Regions from separate parts of the Homo sapiens genome. Here region 2 is linked to region 1. Evidence: chromatin loops called from intact Hi-C (ENCODE). Cell type or tissue: heart right ventricle. All regions are shown on one strand. Each heading gives the region's core, and the rest is flanking DNA. Links, peaks and the distances in the headings are about the cores only. Region 1 overlaps SRL (sarcalumenin). Region 2 overlaps CORO7-PAM16 (CORO7-PAM16 readthrough).

The links. A loop is a pair of places that touch in the nucleus more often than their neighbours do. Peaks named below come from ENCODE experiments on the same cell type or tissue, not always from the same donor. Only the 100,000 strongest peaks of a DNase experiment are listed, where the experiment ranks them.
Region 2: a loop joins it to region 1, with 5 times the contacts of the local background. A loop is called at or near these places in 22 of 110 quality-filtered maps.

The regions. Positions count from the first base shown.
Region 1 is chr16:4,198,160-4,203,525 of GRCh38, reverse strand. SRL (sarcalumenin) reads left to right here. Exons shown (of 6, transcript NM_001098814.2): 3 at 265-360. Among named protein-coding and RNA genes, the nearest start is that of SRL, 41 kb to the left of the region's middle. In heart right ventricle, for the core only: a CTCF peak has its summit at 3,123 (motif pointing left); a DNase peak (open chromatin) is centred at 3,125; H3K27ac peaks cover 825 bases.
Region 2 is chr16:4,399,808-4,405,173 of GRCh38, reverse strand. The region is part of intron 6 of CORO7-PAM16 (CORO7-PAM16 readthrough); the gene reads left to right. All of the region lies in intron 6 of CORO7 (coronin 7), which reads left to right. Among named protein-coding and RNA genes, the nearest start is that of CORO7, 14 kb to the left of the region's middle. RefSeq lists an enhancer at 2,433-3,169. In heart right ventricle, for the core only: CTCF peaks have their summits at 556, 2,126 and 2,335 (motif pointing right); a DNase peak (open chromatin) is centred at 2,343; H3K4me3 peaks cover 287 bases.

The sequences.
Region 1 (5,366 bases), core at 273-5,272:
AATAATAAAATAAAATAACCAAACAGTTCAGGAAGCTTTGGGGGTGGGTAGGAGAATGCCTTTTCATTTGGAGGTTTCTGCGAGTTGAGATGTGGGCCAGCTCCCCATATGCAAATACATTGCACAGTCGCTGGGCTGCAAACAGCACTTGCTGCCCACCAGGCAGGGGTGGAGCTGCCCTGGGTGGTGAGGCCCCTCCACAATGGAGGAGCTGCCTGGATCGCACCTGCGTGATGCTCTTCCCCCGGCCCTCTCTGTCTCCAGCGGTGCTGCAGCGGCTTCGGAAGATCTACCACTCATCCATCAAGCCTCTGGAGCAGTCCTACAAGTACAATGAGCTCCGGCAGCATGAGATCACAGGTAGGGCTTGAGATAACAGGTAGGGCTTGAGATTACGGGTACGGCGCAGGCCTGTCGGCGGGGCCACACTGCTGACCGGCCTGGACTCTCCCGGTACCCACACAGGTTCAGGAGCTCATTCATGATGTGTGCAAGGACTTGTGGGTCTGGGTCTGGGCTCCCCCTGGGAGTTGGAAAGGACGACACCTCCATCACGGAACTACCCTTTCACCAGCACAGCGCGATGCTTTACCAGGGTGTTACAGATGCATTTTGGTTTTAAGCCTTTATGCTTCAGTCATGCACATTTGAGTTTTCAAAGGCGATGATGCCTATTTCAATCCCTCCTGTGCTCCAGAGGCCACAGGTGCCCCCTGTCTACTCATGGGTGGTGCCTGAGTCCTCTGATCACTCCGTTCCTTCCCCTCCTGCTATTGCCCTTCCACTCTGCTTCCCTTGGGCCTGGATTCTTTACAAAATTGATTTTCAAAATAATAAAAATAAGACACACTTGTTGCAAAAATTCAAATAGTGCAGAATGGTATACGTTGAAAAATAAAAATTATATTCTTGACCTCCAGCTTTTTTTTTTTTGAGATGGAGTCTCGCTCTGTCACTCATACTGGAGTGCAGTGGCGCAATCTCGGCTCACTGCAAGCTCTGCCTCCCAGGTTCACGCCATTCTTCTGCCTCAGCCTCCCGAATAGCTGGGACTACAGGCACCTGCCACCACGCCTGGCCAATTTTTTGTATTTTTAGTAGAGATGGGGTTTCACCATGTTAGCCAGGATGGTCTCTGTCTGCGGACCTCGTGATCTGCCCGCTTCGGCCTCCCAAAGTGCTGGGATTACAAGCGTGAGCCACCGCTCCCAGCCGACCTCCAACTTCTTTAATTCGACTCCCAGAGAAACACATCGTTATAGTGAAGCCTTCCAAGCATTTCCTCTTCATGTGTGAGCACATAGATGGATGTTGTTTTTTGTTTTTACAAACATGGGATCCTGTTAGGTGAGCTGTGTGTGTGGAAACCTCCCTCCTTCCCTCTGACAGCTGTGTGCTCCTCCCCTGCGTGACCACGCCATGCTCTGGAAAACCAGCACCCTCCTGGTGGCTCACGCCTGTAATCTCAGTACTTTGGGAGGCAGAGGTGGGAGGATGGCTTGAGCCCAGGAGTTTGAGACCAGCCTGGGAAACATAGTCAGACCCCATCTCTACAAAAAATACAAAAATTAGGGGCGGGCGTGGTGGCTCACACCTGTAATACCAGCACTTTAGGAGGCCAAGGCGGGCAGATCATGAGGTCAGGAGTTCGAGACCAGCCCAGCCAACATGGTGAAACCCCGTTTCTATTAAAAATACAAAAATTAGCCCTGCCTAGTGGCTGGCGGCTGTAATCCTAGCTACTCAGGAGGGTGAGGCAACAGAATTGCTTGAACCCGGGAGGCAGAGGTTGCAGTGAGCTGAGATTGTGCCACTGCACTCCAGCCTGGGTAACAGAGCAAGACTCCATCTCAAAACAAACAAACAAACAAACAAACAAACAAACAAAACACACACACAAAAATTGGGCCCAGCGTGATGGCTCATAGCACTTTTAAAAACAATCCGATGGCCGGGCACAGTGGCTCACACCTATAGTCCCAGCAGTTTGGGAGGCTGAGGCGAGCAGATCCCTTGAGGCCAGGAGTTTGAGACCAGCCTGGCCAACATGGCAGAACCCTGCCTCTACTAAAAATCCAAAAATTGGCTGGGTGTGGTGGTGGGTGCCTATAATCCCAGCTACTGGGGAAGCTGAGGTACGAGAATCACTTGAACTGGGGAGGCAGAGGTTGCAGTGAGCCGAGATTGTGCCACTGCACTCCAGCCTGGGTGACAGAGTGAGACTCCATCTCAAAAAAAGAAAAAAATAGCTGGACATGGTGGCATGCGCCTGTGGTCCCAGCTACTCGGGAGGCTGAGGCAGGAGGATCATTTGAGCCTGGGAGGCAGAGATTGCAGTAAACTGAGATTGCACCACTGCACTCCAGCCTGGGCGACAGAGTGAGACCCTGTCTCAAAAAAAAAAAAAAATTGGAACCCTGGAATTAAACATTTTGCTAGTTGTTGCCATATTGTCTCCCATGATACCAATTTGTACTCACAATAACAGTAGATGAGAGTCCTTGTTTCCCAACAGCAATGCAATTTAAAAATGTTACTCATCTTTAAAAAATTTAGCAGTGGTATCTTATTGTTTTTTGAATGAGATTAGAAATCTTTCCCTGTGTTAATTGGGCTGTTTCTATATGATCTCATTTGATGCTCTGGATGGCTGTAAGTGGCCAGGGTGTAATAGGGTTTGTATTCTTCCTGCTCTACAGAGGGGAGCCTGAGGCCCAGAGACGTGCTGGGTTACCCAGGATCACACAGCTGGAAGCAGGGAATACCCTGTTCCACAGCTACCTGTACTATTTTTTGTAGCCTAGCAGCCAATTATCGCCCCCCTTTGTAGTGGATGCACAGCTATTGGTATGAGCTTGCAGAGCCTCCCGAAGGGTTTTTCTTTCTCTCTTGGCCCTAAGACCCGGAGTCTTGGCCCTCCTAGGAAACTTGTGTGTACAGCAGCAGGGCCAGGAGCTCCAGAGTCCCCAGGGCATGGCGCTCTGCAGGGAGGTCCCGCTTCCTTGCCCCTGCACTCACCTTTTGGGCTTGGTTCTTAACTCCTAGTCTCTGGCCAGCTTCCTTGTAACCTCTCCCAGGCTCACCTCCCACCTCCTGTATAGGCCAGCGGTGCCCCCTGCTGTGAGGAGCCGAAACCACAGCACCAGGAAAGGGCCCTGTTTGTGGTTTGTCTCGGAGAACCGGAACATCTAGGGCTCTCCTTGGTGTCGCCTGGGCCGGTGTTAAGATACTGTGACATCTCTGTGGCTGTAACTGGGGATTCCTGCCACCCTCTCAGCCTCCTTATCCCTTCCTGGCCCCCAGCCAGGGCTTGACTTCCACAGAGATGTGAGTGTCTCCTGTGTATTCACAGACAGGGAGGGATGGGGCAGGGCCATGGTGTTGCTTTCAGGCAACGTACATGTGCCTGCCATGTATAAGACACCACCTGGTTAGGACTGAGCTTTAGCCTCGGAGAAGGAAGACCAGAGCATCCGAAGGCAAGATACAGAAGAGGAAGCATATGGCAACGCTCTCTGTAAAAAGATGGGGCCGGGTGTGGGGGCTCACGCCTGTAATCCCAGCACTTTGGGAAGCCGAGGCAGGTGGATCACTTGAGGTCAAGAGTTCGAGACCAGCCTGGGCAACATGGTAAAACCCCATCTCTACTAAAAATACAAAAATTAGCCAGGCGTGGTGGCACGCACCTGTAGTCCCAGCTGCTTGGGAGGCTGAGGCAGGAGAATGGCTTGAACCCAGGAGGCAGAGGCTGCAGTGAGCTGAGATTGTGCCACTGCACTCTAGCCTGGGGAACAGAGCAAGACTCTGTCTCAAAAAAAAAAAAAAAAAAAAAGGAAAAGAAAAGAAGATGGGGAGGGGCTGGGTGCCGGGCTCATGCCTGCAATAGAAGCACTTTGGGAGGCCAAGGTGGGTGGATCTCTTGAGCCCAGGAGTTGGAGACCAGCCTAGGCAACATGGCAAGACCCCATCTCTACTCTAAATACAAAAATGAGCTGGGCTTGGTGGTACATGCCTGTGGTCTCAGCTACTCAGGAGGCTGAGGTGGGAGGATCGCTTGAGCCTGGGAGGTTGAGGCTATATGAGCTATGATCACACCACTGCACTGTGGTTTGGGCGACAGAGTGAGACACTGTCTCAAAAAAAAAAAAAAAAAAAAAAAAAGATGGGGAATATGTTAGCTACAAATATTGCTTATATATGCATTAAAATGTCTAAAATAACATGTAAGAAGTCAGCAGTGGTTACCTATTCCAGGGGGTGTCAGGGCTGAGGCAGACTGGGATGGAGATGGGAGACTTTTCACTGTTTACCTTTTTATATTCCTGATCTTTGAACCAAGAAATTAAATAAATTAAAATCATGATAAATAAATGAAACAAAAGGGGAGTGCCTAGTGTTTTTAGGGTGGCCTGCTGGCCTCAGGGAGACGAGTCTGGAGAACTTCAGTGCTGAGTTATGCAGGACTGGCCCTCTGTGCTGTAGTCCAGAGAAGAGCTGGAAGAGCTGAGGCCTGAAAATCTGCAATAAGACTGACCACACCCCACGTTGAAAGCCTCTCCCCTTCCCTCCCTGTCCACTGGATTTGAAAGCACGAGAGCATTCTATTTTTCCTCTTAGGGACCCACCTGGAGTGGCCCTTGCAGGGTCATCTCCCCAACATGGCCTTCGGAAGGACATTGGATGCAGGACCCAAGAATTGCCAGTTCATTGTTTGGTTTTGGGCACTGGCAAATTTGTCATGGACTTTAGAGGCTAGTGTTTGAGAGTGGCCCTAGAAGAGGGTAAGTGCAATGGTTCATAGCTGTAATCCCAGCATTTTGGGGAGCCAAGTGAGAAGATTGCTTGAGCCCAGAAGTTTGAGACCAGCCTGAGCAACGTTGCAAGACCCCATCTCTACAAAAAAAAATTTTTAAATTTGCTGGGCATAGTGGTGCATGCCTGTAGTCCTAGCTACTACTTGGGAGGCTGAAGTGGGAGGATTGCTTGAGCCCAGTAATTGTAGTGGGGCACAATTGCACCACTGCATTTCAGCCTGGGCAACGGAGACCCTGATTCTAAACAAAAGAGGGCAGAAAGAGAGAGAGAGACACTGGCCTCAGAGTCCAGGATTAGGCTGTATTGGGAATTTGGGGAGCCCCAGGCTGGAGGAGAGGAGAGCTGCAGAGGCTGGAGACAGGAAGGGTCTGAGTCCAGACCACCCAAGATTATACAAGCTGCTCCACATCCATCCTCCATTCTCAACCCAGATTCTCTCCATGTGGAAGCTCCGTCCTCCTTTCTCTATGGGCTTTTCTCCTCCAGATTTAACCAGGAGACCTCACCCAGAGTGAGTTCGGAGTCAGGGTTTGTTGAATTCACTGAGATCC
Region 2 (5,366 bases), core at 221-5,220, 200 kb before region 1:
CTTGTTAAGCAGCATTCGGCCGCAGGTGCTGGGCCAGGCCCCAGTTGCTGGGGAGGTGACTTCCGTCGAGGACAGTACAGACAAGAGGACCCGTGACCTGGGCTCTGCAAGAGGGACATGGTGCTTTGAGCTGGTTGGACAGGCCAGGGACGCGTGGCCTCAGGCAGGGATCGGGGCCAGGACAGGCAGGTGCGGGGCAGGCGGGTGCTGGGTGGTGAGTAAGGGTTGTGCCTGTTGCCGTAGGGGTAATGGGAAGGCAATGAAGTGTTAAAGGCCAGAGTAGGGCAGGTGGTGCAGTGAGGGGAGCGGATTCGCATTTGGAACCACATGGACAGTGTGTGGCAGGAGGGGCAGTGTCTACAGGGGGATGCGTGGCAGCCTGCGGGGAGGTGAGAGCTGTTCTCTGCCGGGAGTGGCGGAGACCTTTGGGAGGAGGAAGCCAAGTGTTGGAGAAGGATTGGGTGGGAGGCGTGGCGGTCCTGAGGCAGTAGGAGAGGCCTGTCACTGGGACGGGGATGTGCTGTGGCAGAGAGGGGGCGCTAGAGGAGCACCTGGTGTGAATGTTCTAGGCAGAGCCGCTCCAGGGTGGCTGCAGCCTTGCTGAGCTGCCGGCGGTACCTGGAGGTGTCAGTGGAGTCTGGGCCCAGAGGGGCTCTGAGCAGAATCCGGCTGCAGGTGAAAAGGTCCCGTTTGTTTGATTTGCTGACCACATAGTGCTGCCCCCAGGAGGGGATGAGAAGAGCCTGCAGGGGAGGAGGTGGGAGGAGGAAAGCCAGGACCAGGCTGGAGCCTGAAACCAGGGCCAAAGGGCTTCCCCAGGGAGGCGGCCGTGGGTACCACCAAGGGTCTCTGAAGACCTGTCGGGGTTGCTGGGAATGAGGGCACCCATCAGGGCCCTTCTGGAGGTGTGCCGAGCCTGAAGACACATGAAGAATGGCTGAGAGGCCTGGGAATGGAGCCGAACAGGAGCTAGCAGGGCAGGGAGGCCTACCAGACCTGAGCATTCCGCCCCAGGGCTCTGCATACTTGGAGGGACCCTAGTCTAACTTTCTTTTCTGTACTCTGCTTTTGTGGAAGCCGCATCTCCCAGTCTTGATCAGTTTTTCCTCTGTGGTGTGCGTTGAGCAGAGAGTCCTGAGAGACTGGCCTAAGCTCTGGGGGCCAATAAGGCCCCCAGGGAGCCCCTTCTGGGGAGACCTGGTATGCGTGCTTTGACCTAACCCTGCTGGGGACGGCTTCCCAGGCAGAGTGAGCTCGAGGCCGGTCCTTGAGGGATGAGCCCTGGCTGAGAAGGAGGGGACGGGCGTCCCAGGCAGAGGGGATGGCCTGGGTAGTCTCAGCAGGACTCAGGGATGGCTGCCTTGGGACCGTGACATCTTTCTTTGAGAAACTGTCTCTGCCCCTCTGTCACAGGTGTGGTGGTCCAGGCCCTCCTCCTGGGGGTCCGAGCCCTATTTACTATCACAGTTGTGTAGGGAAGGACAGTGAGCAGCCCCATGGGCCACCGGCTTGGCCACTCTTCTCCTTGCTTACTGGTGTCTTGCAGGAAGAGTCATAGGAGTCACAGACGGAGGAGCTCCTGCTGCTTCCCCAGTGGATGTGTTTTCCCCCGCTAAACCCAGAGCTTAAAGTTGCAGGGACGAGAAGCACACATTTCCTAAGTGGGTCGTGGGAGTGATGCTTAGTGGAACGACTCCCCCTCCTTCCCTGGTTCCTGGACCTAGGAATTCCGCCTGCGGGGACGCAGCATTGCCTCCAAGCCGCACCTGTCAGCACAGTCTAGGGCCAATGGGTACCTCAGCCCTGGGTCGGCTGCCACCTTCTTTTGCTGTAAAGGGAGTACATCGGGGTCCTGGTGGGGGCATCCTACACTGGAAACCCTGGCAGTATGGAGCCGGGAGTGGGGGGCGGCCTGACTGTGGTAGGGCAGCCAGTGATGCCCATGAGTGTGCAGAGAGCGAGGGCTTGTCCTGAGCTGTGGCTGGAGCTGCTGGATGGGCCCACCCCACACCAGGAGCGAGCGTGAGCCCCTCTTTGCAGCCGCACCTGGCTCTGGGTTTATGCACTGGAGCTGCTCATGCCACGGGCTGCCTGATGGGGATGGGGGTGGGGGGTCATGGGACTTTCCACCAGAGTGTGCCCCCACCCCCGCCCCATCTCCTTCCTGGCGGGGAAGCCTCCGTGCCCCTGGCTTCCACTCCTGTCCTGCCTCTGTGTGAGCAGGTCTGCCTCCCAGGACCACCAAAGCCCCCTCCTGCTCCCTCTCAGCTACTCCCACTGGGTGAAGGGGCCTCCCGAGCTGGGAGAGAAGGGGCAGGAGGCCGCTAGGGGGCGCGCTCTCCTCACGGATGGCCCATTCCGGCCTGCTGCGCTCCTGACTCCCGGCATGGTTGAGCCTGATGAGCCGGGGAGGACGCGGCCTCTGCAGCCCAGTTCCTCTCCGCTGAGCCAGAGCAGCCTCAGTGCCCACTCTGAACCCTGGTTTGGACCCCGCGTTAAGCTCCTCCATGAGGGTGGCCCAGCTGCCCTCATGGAGTGTGTGCTGTGAGTTCCGCCCTTAGCCCCAGCGCCCAGCCCTGCCCAGGGGTGGCGCTGTCCGCATCCTCACAGTTCACAGGGCTGGGCGGGTGGCCGGTCGCTGGCTCACGCCTGTCATCCCAGCACTTTGGGAGGACGAGGTGGGAGGATCACTTGAGCCCAGGAGTTCAAGATCAGCCCGGGCAACATGGTGAAACCCCATGTCTACAAAAAAAATGCAAACATTAGACAGGCATGGTGGCACGCGCCTGTGGTCCCAGGCTGAGGCAGGAAGATTGCTTGAGCCCAGGAGTTCGAGGCTGAAGTGAGCTCGGATTGAGCCACTTCACTCCAGCCTGGGCGATGGAGCAAGACCCTCTCTCTTAAAAAACAACAACAACAACAACAACAACAAAACTGGCCGGGTGCAGTGGCTCACGCCTGTAATCCCAGCACTTTGGGAGGCCAAGCAGGCGGATCACCTGAGGTAAGGAGCTCAAGACCAGCCTGGCCAACATAGTGAAACCCCTCCTCTACTAAAAATACAAAAATTAGCCAGGCATGTTGGCATGCACCTGTAATCCCAGCTACTTGGGAGGCTGTGGCAAGAGAATAACTTGAACCTGGGAGGTGGAGGTTGCGGTGAGCCGAGATCACACCATTGCACTCCAGCCTGGGCGACAGAGCAAGACTCTGTCTCAAAACAAACAAACAAACAAACTAAAACCTCAAAAAAAAAAAAAAAGGAAAAAAAGAAACCATAGGGGGCTCGGGGGCTTGCCCACGTCATAGCTGGTCAGTGGTGGTGTTGGCATCTGGACTCGGGCTGTCGGTCTCTGCACCTCTGTGGGGCAGGAGCAGCCCTGACTGCTGGATGTCGTGTCCTGCCCTTCATCTCCTGAGAGCCTCTGTCGCTTGCTGTCGCTCGTGTCCTGCCTGTCTCCTGCTGTCCCCTGTATCTGTCCTTGATCTCTACTTGCTCTCTCTGGCCCGCTCTGTCATTGTGCTCTGTTTCTGTCCCACTCTGTCCTCTCTCATCCCTTGCTGTCCCTCGCTGTTCTCTCTCTGGTCTCTGTCTTCTGTCTCTCATCCTCCTCTCTCTGTCCCTCGCCATCCCTCTGAATCCGAGGTGTGGAGTAGTGGAGTTTTAAGAGCCAGTCCCTGGACTGTACCTGGTGCCCGCCTGGCACGCAGCAGGTGCTTGGTAAACTGCAGCTGGCAGGGCTTTGCCAGGAGCGGCATAAAACCAGGGCCCTGCTGAGGCAGACCAGGGAGACCTGGCTTTTGAGGCCCTCTCCAGACAGGCCCCCGCCTCTGCCAGCCATGCGTGTGCCCACGGCCCCCTTGGTTCCCACCATCTGCCTCCTCACGTGGCCTCTCCTCCCCCAACGCCACACACCAGCAAGTTCCTTTCTCCACCTCTTTGCTCATGCTATTTTACCTTCCTCGAATGCCTTTGCCTTCCCAGCACAAGCTCTGTTTGTCCTTCCATGACCAGGTCTAAGTTCTTCCCCGCGGTTTCCCGTGACAACCTCCAGGCCCCAGAGTCCAGCACTTAGCCTGGAACTTGGTAGTAGCAGGGAGGCTACTCATCTCTCAGGGAGGGGCTGCACATGGAGCGGGAATTCACTTGGTTTTCCCCTGCATTTCTTTTTGGGTTGTTTTAGTTGATGGACTATTTTCGAGAACAGTTTTAAGTTTACAGAAAAAGTGAGCAAGTTGTATAAGGATTTTCCATATTCCTTACCTCCTCCCCCAGTGTCTGTGATGAATATCCTGCGTGAGTGTGGTACGTTGTTTCAATTGAGGAACCAATGGTAAACATTATTATTATTATTATTATTATTATTATTATTATTGCACTGCTGGAGTGCATTGGCACGATCTCAGCTCACTGCAATCTCCGCCTTCTGGGTTCAAGTGATTCTCATGCCTCAGCCTCCTGTGTAGTTAGGACTACAGGCACGTGCCACCACACCCGGCTACTTTTTGTTTTTTTGTTTTTGTTTTTGTTTTTGTTTTTGAGACAGAGTCTCACTCTTGTTGCCCAGGCTGGAGCGCAATGGCACGATCTCAGCTCACCGCAACCTCTGCCTCCCAGATTCAAGTGATTCTCCTGCCTCCCCGTCCCGAGTAGCTGGGATTACAGGCATGTGCCACCACACCCAGCTAATTTTGTATTTTTAGTAGAGACGGGGTTTCTCCATGTTGGTCAGGCTGATCTCGAACTCCTGACATCAGGTGATCCACCCACCTCGGCCTCCCAAAGTGCTGGGATTACAGGTGTGAGCCACCATGCCTGGCCTAATTTTTTTGTATTTTTAGAGATGGGGTTTCACCTTGTTGACCAGGCTGGTCTCAAACTTCTGACCTCAAGTGATCCACCCACCTCAGCCTCCCGAAGTGCTGGGATTATAGGCCTGAGCCACCATACCCAGCCTGATACATTATTATTAACTAAAGCTCACAGTTTACATGAGGGGTCAGTCTGTGTTGTATGTTCTATGGGTTGTGATAAATGCATGACATAATGTAACCACTATACGGAGTAGTTTCACTGCTCTTAACATCCCCTGGGTTCCACCTGTTCATCCCTTCCGCCCTCCTCCCAGATCACTGCCAAGCACTGATCTTTTCATTGTCTGTATGTTGGACTTTTCCAGAATGTCATATAGTTGGAATTATATGGTATGTAGTATGTAGCTTTTCAGATTGGCTTCTTTAACTTAGCAATGTATTTTTGTGGGCTAATAGCTATTTTTTTAAATTGTGGTAAGAAAACACATATCATAAAATTTACCTTCTTCTTTTTTTTTTAGCTTGCTGCAGCCTCAAACTCTAAGGCTCAA